Linked DNA regions of Mus musculus: region 1 is linked to region 2. The links are chromatin loops, found by intact Hi-C in ENCODE. Cell type or tissue: gastrocnemius. All regions are shown on one strand. Links, peaks and the distances in the headings refer to the core of each region. The heading gives the core; the rest is flanking DNA.

Evidence for each region. A loop is a pair of places that touch in the nucleus more often than their neighbours do. Peaks named below come from ENCODE experiments on the same cell type or tissue, not always from the same donor. Only the 100,000 strongest peaks of a DNase experiment are listed, where the experiment ranks them.
Region 1: a loop joins it to region 2, with 5 times the contacts of the local background. A loop is called at or near these places in 21 of 42 quality-filtered maps.

The regions. Positions count from the first base shown.
Region 1 is chr4:154,062,430-154,070,429 of GRCm38, reverse strand. Trp73 (transformation related protein 73) reads left to right here. Exons shown (of 14, transcript NM_011642.4): 5 at 2,667-2,853; 6 at 3,305-3,420; 7 at 5,683-5,792; 8 at 5,975-6,117; 9 at 6,457-6,545; 10 at 7,791-7,918. Among named protein-coding and RNA genes, the nearest start is that of Ccdc27, 24 kb to the right of the region's middle. In gastrocnemius, for the core only: a CTCF peak has its summit at 4,863 (motif pointing left); a DNase peak (open chromatin) is centred at 4,835.
Region 2 is chr4:154,195,110-154,211,511 of GRCm38, reverse strand. All of the region lies in intron 3 of Megf6 (multiple EGF-like-domains 6), which reads right to left. Among named protein-coding and RNA genes, the nearest start is that of Megf6, 33 kb to the right of the region's middle. In gastrocnemius, for the core only: no CTCF peak of the experiment used is centred there; DNase peaks (open chromatin) are centred at 4,031 and 6,834.

The DNA.
Region 1 (8,000 bases), core at 1-8,000, 140 kb after region 2:
GTGGTAAGTCAGTGGTAGACAAACCTGGCAGGTGGTCCAATTTAGGGGAATCCAGCCTGAATTCCTGAGCCAGAACAGGGAGCCAAGGGCCAGCCTTCAAAGGCTAATCTCCTTTTTCCGCCCCTGGTGACTTTGGTCTCAGTGTCTCCCCAACCCACTGTGGGCAAGGCCTGTTTCATGGGGGTGTTGGCCACCTCCACCCCTCAGTCTATTTTCTTTAGGTAGCTAGGCCTCACAAACAATGGGCACTCGGGAGATGTTTGGTAATGCTTGGGACTGTCACCTTTACCAGGAAGTTGCCTGATTGGCCTCAGGTTGAGTCTCTCTGAGCTCAGGATGAGCTGGGTTCCCTTCACCGTTAGGCCTTTGCAATTGTCTGAGCCTGGGGCTTGCTGGGAAACCTTCATTTGTGGATAAGCAAGAGCCCAGGGCACTTCACTGTCACTGTATATGAATTTACTTAATGTCGGGAGGGGCACCTCGCACTGTGAACTTCATGCCACCCCGTGTCCTTCCTAGGGAGCCACAGTAATTACAGAGCTAGTGTGCTTTTTACCAAGTGCAGGCTGTAGACCCCCAACACCTGCAGGCTGCTGCTGCTGCTGAAGGACAGGTGTGTGTGTGTAGCTGTTTATTGGCCTTTCCCCAGGGAACCAGCTACTCCTGCTACTCTGTCCCCAGCCTGCACAGATGGAGACCAGGCTGCAGTGTACTAACTTGAGGAGAGGCCGTTGCAAAAAACCAAAGCCCAGATTTGGATGTGCAGAGGTCAGGTGTACCCTGTCCAAGTCTCAGAGTCCCCCATGTATCCTGGGGATGAGGCTGTGGCTCCTTCCTCCAGAATGTTAGGATGAGGATCCCACACACCAGCAGACAGTGGTCACCCCCCCTCCCGAAAGTCACACCAACCTGCTGGTGTGGCCATTAGCTCTCCCTCAGCTGCTCCCCCTCTTAGGCTCTCTCAGCTTTTCAAAACAGTCCCTGAAGCCTTCTGTGGGGTCCCTATAGTGAGTATCTCTTGCTTTTTAAACAGGAGGGAAGGGACTATGTCATGGCGCCTCTCCCTGCCCTCCCTTCATTGCATTTGCCTATGGTATATGCTATTTCTGCATACTCCATTGTGGAGAACCATAAGCTATATAGGGTTAGGGTGGTCAGAATCCCCCACTGTCCCTTGCAAAGGAAAGATTTGGTGTGTGAGCACCACCTGCCCATTCCTGTTTTGTTAACAGCTTACCATCTCTGGCCTCAGCTTCATTAACTGTCACAAGGGAGCATGGTGTATATAATTCATGTGTGGTGGAGACTTTAGAGTGAAGTGGAGCTTCATAAAAATCCCTTGGGAGCCAGGCGGTGGTGGCACACCCCTTTAATACCAGCACTTGGGAGGCAGAGGCAGGCAGATTTCTGAGTTTGAGGCCAGCCTGGTCTACAAAGTGAGTTCCAGGACAGCCAGGGCTACATAGAGAAACCCTGTCTCGAAAACCAAAAACCAAACCAAACCAAAACAAAACAAAACAAACAAACAAAAAAAAAAAACCCTTGGGAAGAGCTAGAGAGATGGCTCAGAGGTCAAGAGGTCCTGAGTTCAATTCCCGGCAACCACATGGTGTCTCATAACCATCTATAATGAGATCTGGTGCCCTCTCTTCTGGCCTGCAGGAGTACATTCAGACAGAACACTATATACATAATAGATAGATAGATAGATAGATAGATAGATAGATAGATAGATAGATCTTTTAAAACAAAATCACTTGGGAAGGAAGACAAGAGGAGTGAGTCACCAGGGGTTTCAGGAGCCATAGTGAGAGTCAGCTAGCAGGTGAATAAATGGGTATCTTGCTTTTCCAGCCTAGATCAGGCCGCTGGCTGCATAGGTAGGATTTGCAGCATTGAGCCCGTTTGACAAGCTCAGAATTGCATCCTCTGCCTTGCATAGAATAGTCTCACTCTGATTCTGAAACTGACTTGGTCTTGGCAGGGCCAGTACAATCCTTAGAAGAGTGACCTGGGACACGGAGGGGGCGGGGGAGGCATGATGACGTCCCATTGTCCCTGAGAGACATCCTGGCATGACCTCAGGTCCAGTCAGTTTCCAGGATGGGGAAAGCGGGTCTTGCCCCCCACAACAGCTTGGCTGCCTGGACTTGGTGACTTTACTTGGTGGCACAGTGCTGGTGACTGGTCAACAGCATGCAAGGTCTTGCTGGTTCAGAGAGTTCTCCATTGGAGGATAAAGGCAAAGGCAGAAGGGGCAAGCCACCCACCTACTGAGTGATTCTTCTATGCAAGGTAGAAGGATGCAATTCTGAGCTCGTCAAACCACCTCAATGCTGCAAATCCTACCCCTGCAGCCAGTGGCCTGATCCAGGCTGGGAAAGCAAAACTAGGACTGATTCCCACTGACCTCTGACCCACACCCCCAACACTGTCTTACCCTTTGTCATCCTTATGCAACGGTCCACCGCTCGCAGCCTTTGAGATGCAGGTGAGACACATAGCCAGGCAGGTGATGAGCAGGCACCAGGCACGCCCATCTCTACAATCTGAAGCATGCCTGAAGCATCTGGAAGCAGGCCTCATCGGAGCGCTTGGGAAAGGGGTCTTGTGGAAGCATCCGGAACTGAGCTGCCATCTCAACCTGGCCCCCTTCTCTCCTCCAGTACTCCCCACTCTTGAAGAAGTTGTACTGTCAGATTGCTAAGACATGCCCCATCCAGATCAAAGTGTCCACACCACCACCCCCGGGCACGGCCATCCGGGCCATGCCTGTCTACAAGAAGGCAGAGCATGTGACCGACATTGTTAAGCGCTGCCCCAACCACGAGCTTGGAAGGGACTTCAATGAAGGTGAGCCCCCCCTCCCCCTCCCAGCTGTGGGACACTGACCAGAGGCATAGCTGAGAGATGTAGGCCAGTGAGCACAGCGGTAAGCTGCTCTCAACTCTCCCCTCACAGGAACCCACACCCTAGCCCTCTTTCCATTTCCTCAGCTCTGACTACAGTCCAAGAGGCTGATGGTCCAGCAAGGGTGTAGTCTGAGGGACCAGCTGACCTTGGAGAATCTTGTGAAGCATCCCTGCAGTGTCCCTGGTGAAGCCTGTGACACCCCCAGGGTCAGATTATCTGGGGACAGCTTCTGTCCCGCTCAAGGCCACCTAAATGAGGGTTGCACAGCTCTGAGCCTTGCCTGGGACTCTCACGGGGACAAGCCCTGTGGCCTCAGTTCTGCCACACGCCTGGTACAGGGGTATGGGATGGAAGATGGGCCCCTCTCTAAAGCTGTGTCCCCTCCTGGCAGGACAGTCTGCCCCGGCTAGCCACCTCATCCGTGTAGAAGGCAACAACCTCGCCCAGTACGTGGATGACCCTGTCACCGGAAGGCAGAGTGTGGTTGTGCCGTATGAACCCCCACAGGTAGGCGGGGTCCAGGCTGGGATACAAAGCCAACCTTACAGGGTGGGGTTCCCTGGGCCTCTGCTCTGACCTCAGCCTGCCTCTCAGGCCTTTTCCTGACAGTTCATTTCACTGTGGGCAGCGAGCTTGGGCCTGTGCTCAAGCCAACTTTAGCTCTCTGTCTCTCTGTCTGTCTCTCGTCTGTCTGTCTCTGTCTCTGTCTGTCTCTCGTCTGTCTGTCTGTCTGTCTGTCTGTCTGTCTCTGTCTCTCTCTGTCTCTGTCTCTCTCTCGCCTCAGCTATATAGCGAGGTATAGTTATATGACCTCCAACCTTTCAACCCTGCCCTCCCTGGAGGGTCTAATCTTCAATCTTCTTGCTTGTTTCTCTCAAGTACAGTCTTCTAGACATGGAAGAAAGAGTTCCCAGACATCTCAGGCTCCATTTGCAGGGACAAAAGCAAGCCAGCAAGCATGGGGTGGTGGGTAGAGGGTGGGCAATTCCATGTGTGGGGGGGTAGTGATCATGAAAGGCCTCCTAGACCAGGCTGGGGGAATCACAGAGGACGCCTACAGGAGATTGGAGCCGTGGAACACAGGCTCAGGAGAGTAGGGAAGACAGAGATGATCGGTCAGCCTTAAGAGGGCCTGTGTGCAGAGCCTCGGGAGAGTGGTGCCAGCTGGATGGAGGGTACAGTGGAGGTGACCAGACATGCTGCACACTGAGGTGCAGGGTGGATACGGAGGTTCAGGCTGGAGGCGAAGGGCTCAGACCACAGGTGAGGGCTCTAAGGGAGGGAACCAGGCTGGAGGTGGTGGTTGCCAAAAGTAGACAAGTGAAGGAAGACTGGAGGAGGCAGCTGTCCACTTTGACACCAGAAGAGTGTGTGGTCACCTTCTAGATCTGATATGAGCCCCAGTTGGGGCCAAAGGCAAGGTGAAGGGACTTCAGTACTGATGTGGGAGGTATCAGGGCGGAGACTCAGGAGGACTGGGGTTAGGTCTCATCTCTGACCCATCCTCTACCAAGCCCTGGGGTCCTGTGAGGCAGCTTTGAATGTCAGTGGGACAGGGCCCCATATACACACAGACACACACAGACAGACATACACATAGACACAGATTCACACACACAGACATACACAGAGACACACAGAGACATACACACCTACACACACACAGACACACACACACAGACAAACACACACACACACAGACACAAACTGAGAAACACATGGACAAACACAGAGACCCCACCCACCCACACCACACACACAGAAACAGGCAGAGACACACAGAACACAGAAACACACACACACACATACACACAGACACACACACACACACAGACACACAGACACACAGACACACACACCCCACAAGCATCCTCCCCTCTCATCAGAAAAAGCCTCACCAGCTCAGGCATGAGACACAACGTAGGTTTCTCTTGCCCTCTAGTGGTTGGCAGGTGTAAGTTCTGTGAAGGACTGGGGTTTATGGCGTTTGTACCCTAACCTTTGAAACTCCTTTCTGGGGATGGAGTCCCTTTCATTCCTCTGCCCAGATGAGTCCACAGTACTCATCACACACTTGACACAAAGGCTCACACACACCCACTCACATACAGCCCTGACATTTGACCTCTGCCTGTGTTAAGGAAGATGACTGCAGCAAGCACACCACAAACTCTGTACCTCCCCTAAGAGCTGAAACCAAGACTGAGCTCTCAGCCCAGAGCCAGCACAGGGCTGTGACGGCACAGATGGATCGGTGGGAGGGCGGGCAATCTCACGTGAGTGTAGATGGCTGAATGGATGGGTGAGTGAGTGGATGGGTGGGTAGGTAGGTGGGTGATAGTCAGGCACCACTGGGGGTGGGCAGGAGAGCAGGTGAGCAGGAGTGTAAGTGGGTGTATGGGTAGGCAAGTGAGCAGGTGTGTGGATGTATGTGTCAATGGATGAGAGGTTGACCGGCAAGTGAGTGGGGTAGGTGGATACGTGGGTGTGTAGACAGGCGTGTGAGCAGATGGATGGATGTGTAGACAGGCGTGTGAGCGGATGGATGGTTTGGTGGATGGTAGGTGGATAAGTGGCGAGATGGATGGATAAGTGCAAAGATGGGGTGGTTGGGTAGATAGATGGGTAGATGACCGTGAACCATACTGCAGCGTCCCTATGCCTCCTCAGAACCAGGGCCAGAGGTGGCAGCTACAAGTCCTTTTCTTAGAAGGTGGGCCCTGCATGCTGACTGATACTAAGCCCTTCCCCTGTCTCCCCTGTGGACAGGTGGGAACAGAATTTACCACCATCCTGTACAACTTCATGTGTAACAGCAGCTGTGTGGGGGGCATGAATCGGAGGCCCATCCTTGTCATCATCACCCTGGAGACCCGGGAGTGAGTCTGCCGTGGAAGGATGGTAGAGGTGGGGCCGTGGGGGGGCATGTCATGGACACAGGGAGGGCTTGCTCTCCTCGGTGGGCATTCAGCTTCAAGGCCAGTCACGAGGGGTCTGCGGGAGTTGGGCAGGGTCAAGAGTGGTCTCTTGAGCTCACAGCCACGCTGTGCCGACCCAACAGTGGACAGGTCCTGGGCCGCCGGTCTTTCGAGGGTCGCATCTGTGCCTGTCCTGGCCGTGACCGCAAAGCTGATGAAGACCATTACCGGGAGCAACAGGCTCTGAATGAAAGTACCACCAAAAATGGAGCTGCCAGCAAACGTGGTGAGTGGGGCTCTGGGTCAGGGTATGGGCGGAGGGTGGAGTTGGATGCACCTGAGTGTGGGGAGTACCTGCTCCAAAGGTGCCAAGCATAGCTTCATCCAAAGATGGATCTGGGTCTGAATGGCTGAGGCTGGGAAGCCTCTCCAGGCGGGACAGGGCGAATGTGGCCCAAGACATCTCACTTGTCTATGCTCTGAGGCTAGGAGCATGTGGGACCCTGGTCCAGCTCCTTCCAGCCTAGGTTTGCCCTGTGTGCACACCACACCCATGGCAGGTGTTCACCTGGGCATCTCAGTCTTTGCTCTCTGGCTCATTTATCTTTCCCGACCTGCCTTCTAGCATTCAAGCAGAGCCCCCCTGCCATCCCTGCCCTGGGTACCAACGTGAAGAAGAGACGCCACGGGGACGAGGACATGTTCTACATGCACGTGAGTGGGCTGGGAGGGCAGGTCTGTGTGTTCCCATCACCCAAGATCCCAGGCTGGGGAAGTACAGATGTCACCAGAGATGGGCAAGGGTGGCATGCTGACACCTGAGGATTGAAACTGTGGCCCTGAAGGAGGTGGGGTTCAAAGGAGGCTCTGTTTAGAGTCAGACCCTGAACTCACTGAGTGTGAACATGCCAGCCAAGTCAGCTGTGCATCAAGGAGACCTAAGGGCACCCTTTATAATGGAGACCCCCAGGGTGGAGTTTCAGTAGGAACCCATGATCCTATAGGGTTCAGCCTGTGTTTAAATCCATGGTCCTATAGGGTTCAGCCTGTGTTTAAATCCATGGTCCTATAGGGTATAGCCTATGTTTAAATCCATGGTCCTATAGGGTACAGCCTGTGTTTAAATCCATGGTCCTATAAGGTATAGCCTATGTTTAAATCCATGGACCTATGGGGTATAGCCTATGTTTAAATCCATGGTCCTATAGGGTATAGCTTGTGTTTAAATCCATGGACCTATAGGGTATAGCTTGTGTTTAAATCCATGGTCCTATAGGGTATAGCTTGTGTTTAAATCCATGGTCCTATAGGGTATAGCCTGTGTTTAAATCCATGGTCCTATAGGGTACAGCCTGTGTTTAAATCCATGGTCCTATAAGGTATAGCCTATGTTTAAATCCATGGACCTATGGGGTATAGCCTATGTTTAAATCCATGGTCCTATAGGGTATAGCTTGTGTTTAACTCCATGGACCTATAGGGTATAGCTTGTGTTTAAATCCATGGTCCTATAGGGTATAGCCTGTGTTTAAATCCATGGTTGTATAGGGTATAGCCTGTGTTTAAATCAATAGTTCTATAGGGTATCAGCCTACATGGCTCGATGTGACTGTGGTACCAATCCCAGTGGTAAGATCATGGTGCACTCCGAAAGAGTGCTATTTCCTTGCCTGTGAGTCCTCCTTTAAGACTTAGAGCTGTTATAACTTAGAGCCTCTTAGCAGGGAAGAATAAACATGGTCTCTGAACCCCGAGGGACCCACTTCTAAACCTGCCCCTGGGAAGAGGAAAGCCAGAGTATCCTGAGCGTTGGGGTACGGGGAAACTCCAAGAGCAGATCAACACTTTGCCATAGCCTGGAGTCCTCCTGAGGCTACGGCCATCCCCGTCCCACCAGGGGTTTGGGGCCAGTGGAATCTCCCAGGTACCTGGGCCGAGACTCTGTTTTTCTGTGCCCAGGTGCGAGGCCGGGAGAACTTTGAGATCTTGATGAAAGTCAAGGAGAGCCTAGAACTGATGGAGCTTGTGCCCCAGCCTTTGGTTGACTCCTATCGACAGCAGCAGCAGCAGCAGCTCCTACAGAGGCCGTGAGTGAACCCCACCATCTGTATGGGGAAGTAGGGATATTCTGACCCAGCAGGGAGAGGGCCAGGAGCACAGGAGGTATGG
Region 2 (16,402 bases), core at 3,404-11,403:
CACATACACACATACATACCACTACAAACACACACAACTGTTGTTCCCACAATACCTCAAAACTAAAGCACACACACCATATACATGCACCACACTACACACACATGCACACCAAACACACACACATACACTACACACACCAAATATATCACACACATACAAATTAGACACATACACACCACCACACACATCACAAGCACACCCCCACATACCACATGCACACACCGTACTATACACCATACTATACACATATCACACACACCATACACATATAATCAGACACATGTATCACACATATACACACTATACACCAACACCATACACACACACACACATACCCACCACTACATATATACACACACATCACACATCAATACCGCATACACCACACATATATATCATACACACCATAGACACCACACACACACAAACTACACATACCACACACATAGAAATCAGACACATACACCACACCATACACATACCCACACATCACACACAAACACACCACCACACACATCACAGTTACGCATACACACACACACACCTACATACCACATGCACACACCATACTACACACCATACACAGCACACTTACCACACATACATGCTATACACATACAAACCAGACACATGCAACACACACGCCACACACCACACACCATGGCTTCCAGGGCAACTTGGAGACAAGACATGGTGGTTCAGAAATAACCAGAAAGACCTCCCCCACCTGCCTAAAGATCTAAGACCACTGGGTAAGCTCTTTGGGAAAGTCACAGGCCTCCACTGTGGCAGCTACAGGAGCAGCTGGCCAACAGCTCTGCTTAAGAAAGGGAGTCTCCTCCACAGCTGGCCTCTTCACACACACACACACACACACACACACACACACACAAACACACACACACACACACACAAACACACACACACAAGCCCCAGTGCCCTCAGGCCCATGCCTGTCCACAGTTCCAGGGTCCCTGGAAGGCAGGGCAAAGCCGCAGACCCTGTGTTTCACCCTTAGGCCAGGCACAGAGGTGGCCCTGGGTGACATCTCCTCAGAGGCTTCTAGAGAGCCTTATTCAGCAGAAGACAGACATCACAGGGAACACTAAGGTTGTGTGCAGTGGAGAAGACCACTGGCTCTGGCCAGAGGACATGGAGGGAGCCTCCAACCGCCAGCTTAACATGAAGGACAGCGGAGGGAGGACAGCGGTGGGAGGATCACATTGCCCTCTAATGGAACCCGAAAGCTGAGGAACAGCTCAGGATTTCCTCTCAGCCAAGAGCTGAGGCCCGAGAAAAATGAGGGGAAGACATCATGGAAAGTCAGACATAGGAGTGACAGGATGGGACAGGACCCAAAGGCTCCACACAGTCGCTGAGACAGAGAGACTCCTGCTTCCTCCTGCCCTCAGCCCAGGACTCAGCCCTCCAGGCTCTTGACAGAGGCATTAGGAATCAGCATGACCTTGCAGCCACCTCACAGCAGGTGACACAGTGCTCATTCAGGACTGGGGCTGGGCCCCAGGGGGCTAGGGCAGGTGTGGAATAGATAATGCTCCTGACTGCATAGGAAAAGAGCCTCCCTCCTAGACCCCTGCAGCTGCAGAACCAGTGACCAAAACCAGGGGAGAGCACAGGCCTCCTTAGCTGGCCCTCCCACCCCCCTCTCGCTCTCCAAGAACTGTCAGGTTCCCTCTGTTTATATACACCAGCAGCCAAAAGTGTAGGAATGGGCTTTGGATATTTTTTTTTTTCTTTTCCATTTGTTTCTCAGAAAACAAGACAAGATGTAAAAGGCTCAGAAGAAGCCAAGAACATTCCTCAGATCCCCCAAACGTCCAGGTCTTCACTCCCTGCCATGACCATGACTCTGAACCTTTCATTTTTCTGCCAGGAGGACGGACTAGCGGGGGAGATCAGCACCAAGCTAGCAGCACCCTGGGGGCCAGCCAGGCATGCTGGGAGCCCCTTTCCTAGTGTGCCTCTGCCTCTACCTCCCTGTCTGCCCCAATCTCCCCTTGTCACTCTGTCAGGAACCCTGACTTCTGGTTCTCCCAGGTTTGGAAGATCTCAGCTCATATTTCGCCCTCCCTCCTCCCCCATAGTCTGGTGACCAGCTATGACCAGCTTTGCCTCTTGCTTAGTTTCTGGGCCAAGAACTAGAGAGTCTGGGACGCTCTTCCCTTTTCTACAGCTCCCTCCAGCAGAGCTCAGCACCCTGCCAGGGATGGAGCTGGGCCTGGCTGGGAACCTACCCTGGGTGTCAGACTTAGTCAGAGCTGGCCAGCTGTCCACTTACGCTCTCCCGATTTATGAGGGAGGGCTGCATACATGCAATCCTCTGGCCAGCCAAGCATCTGCCTTGCCCTATCCCGAACACATGGCCAGATCAGCAGCTCCTCCATGCACTTGCTCCAGAGCCGGGCACTGGCTATCCCCTGGCACCCAGGACTTGGCTGAAGGCCTCTCCAAAGAGGCCACCTGTGTCTAATGGGGAAACCCACCCCACCTGGGGACTTCTGCTCACCCTTATCTGCTGCTCCCACACCTTTCCTTGTCTCCTTGCCTGCTGACTAACCCTGATCACATAGTCAGTATTGGCCCCAGGCTGGCTGAGTGTCTCTGTGATTGGCCTGTCACATCTGCCTTCTTGCTGGTTACAGGTCCCCATGAACAGGCCACATCTCACACCTGTAGTAGAGTCCCTCTGATGTGCCCTGTGCACATAAAGAATAGTAAACATTTGTTAAGAGAATGCTTATTGAAGGCAGAGAGCCTGGACCTGGATTTTAGTCTATACAGGATCTGGTTTGGGCATAAATTCTACAAACAAATATCATACTACAGGTGTATTGGAACTAAGAGGCAAGCCAGTGAGTAACATGCTCGCTATGCAAGCATAAGGCTAGAGTTCAAATCCCCAGTGCTCATGTCAGCCTATCAGAAGACAGAGATGCAGGATATCCTAGAAGCCAAACTAGTGAGCTCTGGATTCAACTAAGATCCTGCCTTAGTGGATAATGTGGAGGAAGATCGAGGCAGGCTTACAAAGTCATATTTGAATCTGCAGGAGCACAACCTACAACCCCACACACATACATATGCACATGCATGCACACAGATACACACATGCAGATTCACACAGAGATACACTCACACACAGACAGACACACACACAGGTATATGCATACACACATAGATATACACACATAGACATATATGCACATAGAAATAGGCATACATGCACATGCATGCACACAGATGCACACATGCACATATATACAGATATATATATACACAGAAACACACACAGATACATACACACATATGTGCATGCACACACACACACACACACTGAAAAGTGGAGGGGAAAGGAACTAAGATGTAGGAAGGTTGGGGAGTGAGGGCTGTTTGTTCTTCATAAGGCCACCAGGAGACAGGGTTTGAGTGGAGCAGGCTCAGGCTGCACTATCTCTGATAAAGGAGGGCTGTGGCCCTACCCATCCTGCTGTGCCTTGTACCTGAAGGCTTGAGTCCTCTTCCTCAGGGCACTTCCCTGCCTCACCCATTCTCAGGACCCCAATAGCTTGTTCCTTCCCAAACCCTCCTTGGTTCAGGAAACGTTCCAAAAACCTCCACATCCATACCAGAGCCCTTACAGCCTCTCCCTATACCCATGGCTCATCACTAATGGGGATTCACTTTCCCTGTCCCCATTACACTGGGATCTATTTGTGTCCTGGACTATTGTCATCATAGACAAACCTAGCCCCAGTCTCCAGCCCAGCTGCCATTTCCCCAGGTAACTCTACCTGCTCCTCCATGGACCTTCTGTTTCTCCACCCTCAGGCCCCCAAAACCAGAGAGAGTCCTCAAGACAGGCGTTTGTACCCTACACCTGACAGACCTGTGCCTATGCCCTCCCCACCATGCTGGGCACAGACTATCTTTGTCCTGATTGATCGATCATGACTGCTCTCATGACCCTAAATTCTAGGCAGGCATGAGCCTCTCATAGCCACCAGAGGGCACCAGCACACCACCTTGAGTACAAGGCACCAAAACACGCGCTATTCCAGAAGAGGGTCTGTGAACCTCTAAATCTGCCCAGTGCCAGACCCAGCTTGTCTCAGGGTTCCTCTCTCAAGATTTCCTGCCACCCAGGGAAAGGTATGAAAGATATGGAAAGCTGGGTGCCCCAGCTCTTGCGACAAGGGACTAGGGGCCAGCAACCCTAAGAGAACAGGCATATTTTGGACTGTTAAGTTCTAGGCCCTTCCTCCAGAGGCGGAGAGGGCATCAACTAGTACAACAGGCACCAAGTCCTGTCCAGTGCAGTACCTGGTCACTATGAGGCTGTCTGAGCATCCAGGCCACGGAGACTACACTAACCAAGGACCTTTGCAAGCAGCCTTCGGAGGCCGCCCACTGGACAGAGTGACAGAAAAGAATCCCTTAGTCTCTCCCTGTACGGTCACAAGTACCCAAACAGGTATTCCCACTCTGTATAGCACAGCTCTCCTCATTCCCAGGAGTCACCACACATAGCCACATGTAACCACGGTCATGCCCAATGTGTAGTCTCAGATCCATAGGGGATGTGGTTAAGATATGCCTTCCCTGAGCTCTCGCTCACCCCGGCCTGCAAATTCCAGGTCTCATTCTGCATCCTGTATTCCTCCACTTCTGGACTACAGACCCAGAAACTCACAGGAAAGAGCAGCTGGCCAGGGCCAGGTTCAAATCCTCAGTACCAGAGAGGCCCTGATCTAACTGGTGGGGAGATCCTGAGTTGACAAGGCCAAGAGGTGTGGGATGTTCCAACCACAGGCTCCAGAAGAGCCTGTAGCCAAGCACTTTCTCCCCATATAAAATCCAAATAACCCAGATAAGCGTGCAGTCCTGGGAGACAGAATGCAGAGGGTTACAGACAGGTTGGAGCCTGTTGCCAACCCCTGCCCACTGACCACACCAGCCCTGCAACTCGGCCAAGGGAAAGCAGGCCACCAGCTCAGCCCTGCAAACGTCTCCAGATACAAGGTGATGGCCACACCGAAGTCCCCTAAAGAGCTCGGTGCCTGGACGTTGCTATAACAACATAAACATCATTATCTTGATCTACAGAGTGAATGGGAGAATCTTACAGAAAACTCATGCCCCATGAACCACAGGATGCCTGGCACGCTGGCCACCTAACACCTATACAACTTTGTGTGATCACACACAGAGTTCAACGGAGAGGCAGTGGGGACTGAGCCCTGTGGGGGGCTCTCTCCTCCACAGGGGCTGCAGAGTAGCTTTTCCTGTGTGTCCATGGGTCACGTCGCTTTGAGTACCACGTAGGGACAGACACCTCTAATGCCATGTATTCTCAGCTCCACCTCCTTAACTGAGGACGGTGTGTCTTCACTGCACCCTGCCTGCAGGCCTCTCATCACCAAGGGGAACCCAGATACTACCCAGGAGCAATGCGGCCACAGAAGACTAGAGTGGACAAGCTGGCTATGGCATACACAGGAAGGCTCTCAAGGATGGGGGTGCCCCTGGGAAATGGAGAGATACCTCAAGGGTCCACCGCTGATCATGGAATGAGGAACACTAAGAGTAAAGAGGTGCATGCAGCTATAGGCTGGATGGAGCTCGGAGGGGGGACAGACACCCCAACTTGCAAATAAATATAGTCACAAGCCCTGTGGTAGAAAAGAGTTCACCATGAAGGCAGACAGCCTCAACGGACCACTGATGTGTGTCAGGCCCTTTTCACTGGGTGACAGTGAACATCAAGTCACAGGGCCCAGTCAACATCAAGGACCCTGCCTGCCTTGTGCAGACACAAAGGGAGGTGTCCTAGGACATGTAGCCACTTCCTGTCCATGTGAGGAAGCGATTGTCCTGGGGTGCGTCTCCAAACACATCAGGGTAGAAAGGAGATGATGTCATCCTTGCTGGCCAGTGGCCAGACCACACCTATCCCTTTTCCTTGGCAGCATTTTGGAAGAGTCCTTGAGGGTCAGACACAGACAGCTGGGTGAGTGAGGCCTTCCCAGGGGAGCCGAGAGGAAAAGGCAGGCCAAGAAAGTATAAGCTGGGGCTGAGGGAGGACTCTGGGCCCGGGGTTGCCAAATGCATACTGGATTATCTCTACATTTGGGGTTCAGCCCCCAATAGCACCCACTGTCTATAGGTCTTCTGAAATGTCCAGTTAACTGAGTGACTATGGACCTGCAGGCCTCTCTGCCCTGAGGTCCCAGGACCTTGGGGTTCCTGTGTAGCAGGCACACTGCAGTTCCTCGAGAGATAGAGGATCCCTGGCTGTGGGTGCCATGTCCACTCAGGAAACACGAATGTGCCTGGGATCCACCGTGCTCACCACTCCATCCTGGCCTTGGAGGCTGGTGCTACTGAAACCTAGCACCCAGTGCAAGAAGCTTATCAAAGGACACAGCCTCCCTCCTGAGATCAGAGTCAGCCACTAGAGGCCTTCACTCCCAGATTCAGGGGCCCTGAGCCTGCCATGGAGGAGCAACCTCTCCAATGCTCTTGGCTCCAGAGAGATGCTGGTCTGAGCGTGACCTGGGCAGCAGCTCCCCCATGGCCAGCCCTGATTGGATGCACCTCAGCGGCTACCTCCTCCCCCCACGGTACCTGTCCTGCTATCAGCTGGCCTGGATTCTCATGACGGTGTACAGGCCTGGCACCACAGGGCACAGAGGGCAGGGCCTTGCTCTGGAATGCCTGGGGCTAAGACCCAAGAGCAGATTTGGGAAGCAGCTGCCAGCTCCCCCACCTGCAGATTCCCGGTTAATCATCCTGCTGGAACAGGAACAGACACTCGCACCCCAGGAATCCTGGAGATGAGCTAAGAGCAGATTTCCTAGAGTCTGCCTCTCCAGACAGTGCTGCCTGCGCGTGGCCATGGCCAGGAAGAGAGGGTACAAGACACAAGTCAATCTCTGTTGTTTGAGCAGGAACAGAGCCAGCTCCCAGGAAGCTCCTAGAAACCTGTGTCTTCTGGCTGGAAGAAGCCAGAACCTCCTGCCTCTAGAAAGAATGTTAAACACACCTCCATCTGAGGCCAGGCCCCTTGGCGGCCTATGGAGACTCTGAGATCCCTTCCCACCCAAGACACCCCACAGCTGTGAGCCCCCGAGGTCCATCCAACACTTTTGAGCACCTGGGGCTGGTGACAGTGGACCAGCCTACAGGGTCAGCTGGTCCTGGGGTCAGATGTAACAGATATGGAGATACCTGGGCTGCAGGACTGAACTTAGGGCTTGGTGGTCCCAGTGCCACAAGTCAGGCAATGCATCCAGAAAGGGACCTGAGAGCCACATAACAGGGACCTTGCAAGATGGGCCCACAGAACTCAGCAAGCAGCCCAGGCTGGGAAGGAGGTGGTACCCCTCTGTTGACCTCTGAAGCCACCCACCGTCACTCTGAGGTCAAACACGAAGCTTGTTGTCTACTGTCCATCTGACTCACGGGGAGCTCTTTCCCAGGGAGGAGACTGAGGCACAGGGCAGCTATCTCACTCTTCCAAATGTTAAGTGAGGTTTAGCAAGTGAACCCACGGGGACTCCACACCAACAGGGACAGTGATGTTCACTGTATCCGGTAGCAGTCAGGAGGGCTCCAGCAACTGCTTGTATGTGCATCCCCTGCTGGATGGAGCCTGGGGACGGAGGTGCTGAAGCCAGCTCCCTCCACAGGGCACACCAGGCAGGGTGGATCAGCCTGCCGCATTCTGGCCACAGAGGCACGAACTTCATGAGGCACAAAGGGGCCGCCTTTCTAGCCCATCCACTTCTAGCCATGGGATTGAGGGCTTTCTCCTCAGAGACCCTACCTGGCTCTGCTCCCACAACAGGATCCAAACAGGCCCCATGTTCACTGACCACTGCCCAGCCCACACTTGCGCTCTGGGGATGAGGATCCCCTGCACACGCAGCCTAGGGAGGCAGGCTGAAGCCTGGATCACTATAGGAACTTAAGCTGAGTGCTCCAATGGCCTGTGGCACACAGGTGAATAGACAGGTTTTCTCCTTAGCCCTTAGGCTCACAGCTGAGGGTGCAGGGTGTAAAATCCCTCTCTGCTCCCGATTGATCCAAATCAGCTAATCGACTCTGGCAGACTAGCCTGGAACTCCCAGTTCATGGAAGCTGCTGCCCATGGCTGCTCATAGGTCTCCTGTGCATTGCCAGGCTGGGGCACAGGGAGTAGACAGGGTCAGTCCCAGGCTTACTACCGAAAGAGCCTCAGAGAGAGTTCCAAATCTCTGATCAGGCAGGGCGTGCAGCTTTCCCCTGTGCCAGCCACAGGCTGCACCTTGCTTGCCCTTTCAGGAGCAGACAACACAGCCGGGCAAGCAGGCAGGGTCCCCTTGCTGTAACTGGCTCCTGAGCACCCTCCAGTAAGGGAAACACAGTGTTCAGGTCCCAGCAGCAGGCTGAGCAGCCTGGACAGCAGGCCTCTGGGTTGAGTACCGCACACTCCAGGGGCGACTCACACTCCCAGGAGCAGTGAGATTTACGTTTCACGGGGATCTTCTAGTGATGTCTGTCTGGCTTGAGGATGGTGAGGCCCCGGAGACAGTGGTACAGCCTGTCATGTAGGAGCACAGAGAGAGGATGGGCAGAGTGAGGCATCACTACATCTCAAGATGCTGGCCCCAGCCTCATCCTGCTCAGTACCCTCGAAGTAAGAGAAAGCTCCAACCACAGACCTAGGCCAGCTTCTTCGGACCGGCCCCACCGTTCCTATAACCTGACCTAGGTGACCATCAGTGCCTCCAACATGGGTCCTTCAAGCCCTCCTGAGGGAGAGCGTCCCACACAGGCCATGTCCACCTCAGAGGCAGACCCTGTGTCCTCCGGGCTTGCCAGAAGCTCCTGGAGGCTCGCCCCTTAGCATCCTTCTACCAGTTGAAGAAAGGCAGAGCCATGAGGGCTTGAGGCTCAGGAGAGAGAAGAGGCCACCCACGGAGGGTGGAGGTGTCTCCATCTAGTGCCTGGGCAACCACCCCTCCCCCCACCCTTCAACTTGGTCCAGTCTTTCTTACTTGGTCCAGTCTTTCTTCTGCTCAGAATAAAAATTTTCAGCCTTTATCCCAACCAGTGGGAGGTGTCAAATTGGCACTGCAGCTCGACAGGTGGGCAGAAGCTACACTGACACAACGGCTGCCAGGAGACCACTTCCCAGTGGCCTAGACACAGGCATGGCCCCTTAACCTCCCAGGGATGTGCACCAGACGGGGCTCCTGCCCACAGGGTCCTCTCACAAGCCAGGTTCCATGACCCCAGCCTTGCGGACAGACATGAGGATGGAACATCAGCCATCGTAGATCCCAGGCAACACAGGCACTCCTTGTGTGACACAGCATCTGGCCACCACCCGTGAAGACAGGGTGTCCTGCATCTGGACACATATAGACCCTCACATAGGGTGAGGCAAGAGGCAAGGGATGAACTAAATCAAAGGACTAGAAACACTGAGAGCTCTTCACATGGCTAATCTGATACAAGTATCACGAGAGACGACCCAAAAGAACGAGAATAAAGACTCAAGCCTGGGGCAGTACAGAAACCCAACGGCCTCATGCGACATCCTTAAAGACGGAGCCTTCTGTGCACCCAGACACCATTAATCATATACGTGAGAAGCCAACCACCAGTCCGCCAATGCCCAGACCAGGCAGCTCAAAAGCAGCATGCCTGGGAGTTGGCCTCTCACGGTTGTAATTATGTCATTAGAAGACCACCCATTTCTGAAGCCAACCCTGGGAGACAGCCACTCCAGACAAAGACAGACATGCTTTTGTTAGGGACAGAGGAGGGGGGCAAGCCTGGTCATTACTGAAGCACTGGGAAAACATGAATGCTCTGGCCCCTGCTGACACTGGAGAAGGTAGGGCTTGTACAGAGGATGTGGTGGGGCTGGGCATAGCAGAGGGACCTGGAGCAGCCATATCTGTCTAGGCCACTGTTCCCATAAGCAAGGCCAGAGTGGACCAAGTCAAAGACACCCACTTCTCCCCCTCTCTACCTGGGACAGAGATGGTCTTGACCTACCTAGTCAATAGGACCATGACAGGACACCAGCAATAGCTTCTGCAGAAAGCCAGGCCTCAGAGATTTCAGGGAGTCATGGTCGGTGGGAGGGACATGGAGTGCCAGATAAAGACAGAGGCAAGACCATTCTGTCTTTCTGGGAAGGGCATCTGGAAGCTGGGCAGTGAGAGGGGGTCTGTGGGCCATCCCATGAGGAGAGGAGAGCACAGCAGGCTGTGGGAATAGAATGATTTTTCTTTCTTTCTTTTTTTTTTTTTTTTTTTTGGTTTTTCGAGACAGGGTTTCTCTGTGTATCCCTGGCTGTCCTGGAACTCACTTTGTAGACCAGGCTGGCCTCGAACTCAGAAATCTGCCTGCCTCTGCTTCCCAATTGCTGGGATTAAAGGTGTGCACCACCACTGCCCGGTCTAGAATGATATTTCTTATTCACAGTTCTCAATGGCCTGGACCTGAGTGGACCAAGTCAAAGACACCCACTTCTCCCCCTCTCTACCTGGGACAGAGATGAAGGGCAATGAAGGGCAGAGCCAAGAGGCACCTGGCCCAGACACGTGGGATCAGGAGCCACATAATATAACCTCGTGTAATATATATATACAATATATAACATATATATATACAATATATATATATATATATATACAATATATAACCACATTATATAACCACATAATATAACACGATCCTCCAGTTCTACATGACATGAGCCACCTGTCAGAGGTCCCTGGACAGCCATTGGCAGAGTGTGGCTCAGAGGGGAAGGTGTCAGCCCCTCTCCAGGAGCTAGCGCAAAGCTCACTTGGCCAGAGAGAAAACGTCTCTGCATTTCTCTGCTCTGAGAGGCCTGGCCCTCAGCAGGGAGCACAGAACACTAAAGGCTACACACACCCTGGAGGCTGGAGAGCTAGGTTCATCCTCCCAGGAGAGCTAGGTCCTCCCAGGAGAGCTAGGTCCTCCCAGGAGAGCTAGGTCCTCCCAGGAGAGCTAGGTCCTCCCAGGAGAGCTAGGTCCTCCCAGGAGAGCTTGGTCCTCCCAGGAGAGCTAGGTCCTCCCAGGAGAGCTAGGTCCTCCCAGGAGAGCTAGGTCCTCCCAGGAGAGCTAGGTCCTCCCAGGAGAGCTAGGTCCTCCCAGGAGTGAGCGGGGGCTCTCTAGGATCGTCCCAAACACCAGGATCCACGGACAAACACAAAGAGTACCCCTAGGTGCAGTCATCACTGAGCCAGCTCTCGCTAAGCTTGGCTAAGCCCAGAGACAACTGTGAGGATCAGCACAGAGAAGCTGGAACCATGGCCCAGGGCCCCCCTCCAAGGATTCAGCCTGGGCTGGGCCACCATAGTACAGGTCTCGGTACAGTGACCCCGTGGCAGGTGCTTAATGGGACAAGCCTCAGTGACAGCCAGGGCAGGCCACTTGCATGTAAGAGATGGAGGGACAAGGAAGGACCTGCCCAGAGAAGTGGGGTCATTCCCTTCCCACCCTCCCTGGCAGCCAGAGTCCCAGGGCAGCCACACCCAGGCCTCTGACTCACGCTGGTGGCCAAAAGCAGCCCTGGGTGGCATCTGGACCTGAAGTTAGGGGTCAGTCTCCTACTCCAAGACAGTGGCACCATTGAGGGCATCTGGCAGGGTGGCTTTCCCTCTATTAATCAATTATCCCAGTTTAGAACCAGGCGCCCTTAAGCCACAGCCCAGGACTCAATGGCTTTCCGAGACCTTCCAAGCTAAGCGTTGAGCCTCCTCACCCCAGGACGGCCTCATGGCCCCTTTAGTTCTCAGTCTGGCACAGTGAAAGACCCCCATTAGCTACCAAAGAGACCACAGATGAGTGACCTCCACTCACCCACCCACCCCCTCACCAGCTTCCCATCTCGTGACTCCTGAGAATCTCGCTTACTAGGCCTCAGGCCTGCCTCTACCTAGAAGCTCTATAGACCATCCAAGCTCTGCTGGACAGCATTGCTACCCCAACCACTGGCCTCTCCAACACCCCAGAGACCCTGTGAATCAGCCCATCCTTCAAGGGAGAGGAAACGGAGGCCAAGAGGAGCCCTGGAGAAAAATCTCATTCACCCAAAACAAGCCTGGCCTTGGGTCTCAAAGAGAACATAGCTCCACAAAGCCGGCCATGATGGGTACAGGAGAGGGACAGCTGTCACTGTGCCACTAACTCCCAGGCTGAGCACAAGTTTTTGCCTGTCTTTTCCCTATCCAATGCCAGCCATGCAAAGTGCAGGTCACCAGTAGACACTGGGGTGGATGGAGGTGCTGCCAAGTCACCCACACAGAGCAGACCACACACAGTGACGACTCTGGGTGGAGAGACAGAGATGGCTGGTCTGGTAGAACAGAGGCTCTGACTGACCCTAAAGCTCTACAAGGAGCAGGACATCATCTGGCTCTCCTCCCCCCACTTTCCTTGTAGGACTGACCAAAATGGCACAGAGGGCAGAAGTCCTGGGGTCCTTCCTAAGAGAGAGGTAGTGGGAACCAGATATGGTCACTCCAGCCATCTGTCCTTCAGTGTCACTCTCTTTGCCATTGCTGAAGTCCTTCACACAGTGACCCTGCTTCCTGACCTCCATTGGGCTGGCCCCAGTCTCCACTTGTGCTGACTGCTGACCATCCCTGGCAGGTTGGGTGACACTGGTCACACGGGTGCTAAAGGTGGCATGAACCAACCCTTCCATTGATGCCAGCTACAATCATGTGGAGGATCTGCTGCCCAGAGGCCTGTGCCTCATCTGCTGGGGATGTCTGTCTGCTGCAGGCTGTGCCCAAGGTCCGTCTCTCCAACTCCACAGGCCTGCTTTGTGCTCCAGGGGCCTCCTGGGCTTCTGCAGACAGGCTTCCTGGCAGCCAGTGTGTGGAACAATGCAGCTAAGACTGACTTGGGATGGGGGAGGGGAGGAGGGCAAGAGCGAGGGAGGAGGAGGCAGCGGGCGAAGCTCCTGGGGGGCCCCTGTTCCTTACACTGCCCACGGGCACCACAAAGACCCTTCTTCCTTCATCCGCTCATTCAAAAGAAGAATTTGGGGGAACCAGAAAAATACAGCTTTTGTTTTCAAAACTGGAACCAATTATAATTTAGAGGTTAGTTAAATATCCCCAACTATGCTTGGGTCTAAGTCCGTGGTGCCCAAAGTCAGCTTTTGGAAGAGAGCAGACAATGACTGTGGGGTTGGGTAGGAAAGAGTATGAGGCTGTCCCCAAAGCAGCTCAGAATTCACACACCTGACTCTGCATGCTCAACCTTCATCCCTACAGGCTCCAGTCTATACTGAGCACGCACATCCAGGCCTATAGATACTGAGTCCAGCACACCCCAGCTGGCACACCTGGCCCTATGGGTCTCACTCGTCACAGCCCTATTTTACACAGCCAGCCTTCTCCAGCCCTATCACAGGGCACGTAACAGCCCGTCATCTTCAGCAGAGAGGAGTGATAGCAAGAGACCCTGGAGATCAGACCTCCCGGAAAGGGCTGGGAAGGGTCACTGGATATCCATCTGACAGTCTAGCCACTCCTTCCAGGCCTCTCGGCCATCTGTATGTGATTCCGGCTTCAGTTGTGCTGGAGGAGGACACAGACTGGAAGGTTAGCTGAGTGGAGACACTCTAGCCACGAAAGGCTGGGGAAGTCATCCTCGTCCTTCGTTCTGAGGTAAAAATTTTCTGTAATAAGGCGCTGCCCACATCCCTGTAAGTAGCCTCTTGCCTGCGCTCTCTAAGTAAGCCCAATAAATTCAGTGCTTCCCCGAGCTGCATTTTGACTTTGAGAATCATACTTTGTTTTGCCATTGGGGGAGGCTGTGAGGAGGGCATAGGCACTTATTTATCTCTTCCCAGGGAAGGAATGTCACAGCACCCCTAGTCTACCGACCCAGCCTTATACACCAATCCAGGTCTACAGTCCAATCTTTCACAGCCAATCCTGCACAACCAACCCTGCACACCCAACCCTGCACACTCAACTCTGCACACCCAACCCTACATGCCCAACCCTGCACACCCACTTTGTATCCTGTTCTACACGCTCACCCCACCTGTACCCTACTTGCACATCTATTGCACACACCCGTTCCTGTACACCCTACTGTATTGCCACCCCCTCCCCCCACCCTGCACACTAGACCTACACAAGCAACCTCTACTTCTCCCAGGCGATGAAACCCACCACTGTTTATCTACCTCTCCGTGAAGGCAGCTTCTACTCATGTGGCCACTATGCTATGAAGCTGACCGCTGCAAAGTTCAGAGGTGACACAGAGAAAGCCACGCTCACAGCAAGGATGGACTTCATCTCCTGGATCCACCCTAACCCCCACAAGGCTAGCCCCACGATGACAAGTCTGTAAATGTAAATGACAAGTCTGGAGCCCAGTGCCTATAAGCACATTGACACAGATGTCAGGACCTAAGATGCTTGTGGACAAGAGCCCCCGAGTCACGAGTCACCCATACTGAGAACAATGTGTATATATACATTATGTGAGCCCGCATAGCACACATTGCTATAAACCCAGGCCAGAGGCACACATACTACATGCTGAGCCTCCAACAATGATATAAATACAACTGAACTCTGACTGGCTGGCAGTGAGGCCAGGAACCCCTTACATCCACTCCAGCCCTTCTCTGGGAGCAACACCATCTGCAAACACCATGTCTGGACAATATGAGCTCTGAGGTCACAGCTGGGGAGCCTATCAGCGAGGCCCGAGTCACTCAGAGCCCCCTTTCCCCATCAGCATCAAACAGGCTGCCAGAGCTGGAAGAATCCACAGAAAAGGCCACACCAGGGTCAGTCATCCCAACTCCATCCACATTCTTCTACACACAGGCTACACACAGCCAGCGCCTGGCGCCTCAAAGGGACTCAAGTCACCAAGCTGGCACACAGCAGCCACCATTCAAACAAAGGCACTGGTGCATGCCACCATGGAGCAAAGAAAGGGCTATGCAGAGGGATGCAGAAATGCTTGCGATCCCTGCGCATGTAGACCCAGCTCCAGCAGCCTATGATCTGCTTTCTGGCCCTATAAGAAAAGAGAGGGACAGGGCCTAGATGCAGAAAAGCCCCCCTTTCTTTTTTTTTTAAGATTTTATTTATTTGATATATGTGAGTACACTGTCTCTGTCTTCAGACACACCAGAAGAGGGACTCAGAACCCATTACAGATGGTTGTGAGCCACCATGTGGTTGCTGCGAATTGAACTCAGGACCTCTGGAAGAGCAGTCAGTGCTCTTAACCGCTGAGCCATCTCTCCAGCCCCGCCCCCTCTTTAAGCCCTTTAAGCACTATCATGGCCTATGGCTAGTCAGCCCACCAGTCCTATGCCACACACTGTAACTTGAAGTGTCCCTCAGTCATGGCCATACCTAATCACAACTAAACAGGACCAGTAGGTGGAGCAAAATCCTAACTCATTTCTACAAGGTACCAAAGACAAGCCAAAGCCTGCTGTGGTGATTTATATATGCTTGGCCCAGGGCATGACATTATGGTGGGTGGGGTGGGGTGGTGGCTTTGTTGAAGTAGATGTGTCACTGTAGGTATGGCCTTTAAGACTCTCATCCTAGCTGCCTGGAAGCCAATCTTCTCCTGTTTGCCTGGATGCTCCCATGTTCTGCCTTGAAGATAATGGGCTTAACTCTGAGCCTGTAAGCCAGCCCTAATTAAATGTTGTCCTTATACAGGTTACCTTGGTCATGGTGTCTGTTCATAGCAGTAAAATCCTAACTAAAGCACCTGCCAAGACTCTATGATCCATACATGGAAGTCCTGAGTTGCTCATCTGTCAGAAGCCATCTAGGAAAGGCTATGGCAAGCAAGTGAGTTTTTGGAGACGGCCTACTGCTTCACATGGTTGTGACGGGTGAGCTCTGAGATGTAGGATCCTCAGAGACCTCATCCCAGGATGAAGCTTCTTGCTAATGATATACCTTTCCTGTCACTATTACACACCCTAATGATTCCTAGGCATTCATCCTCCCTATTGGGCAGATTTCCTATAAAATCAATATGAAGATGTACTTTCATGTAAGAATGCTATTTAGACAAATTGATGATTTCATAATTCCTGACAATGATTTTATAGAACTCCTATGTTGATACAAGTAATCCCAAGCCCCCTATAGAATAAGAGCCACAAATAGAGCCCTGTAAACCTGCCTGTGTCATGGGCTAATTGCATTGGGAAAAGGAAGCAGGCTTGGAATGAATTTATGATCAAGGAAAACATTCCTTCCAGGTTAGAAACGAGTGAGTCCACTATCTGGCAATTAAAGGCCGTAAACTGGAAGTAGACAATTTATTGTAGGTGTAAGGACAG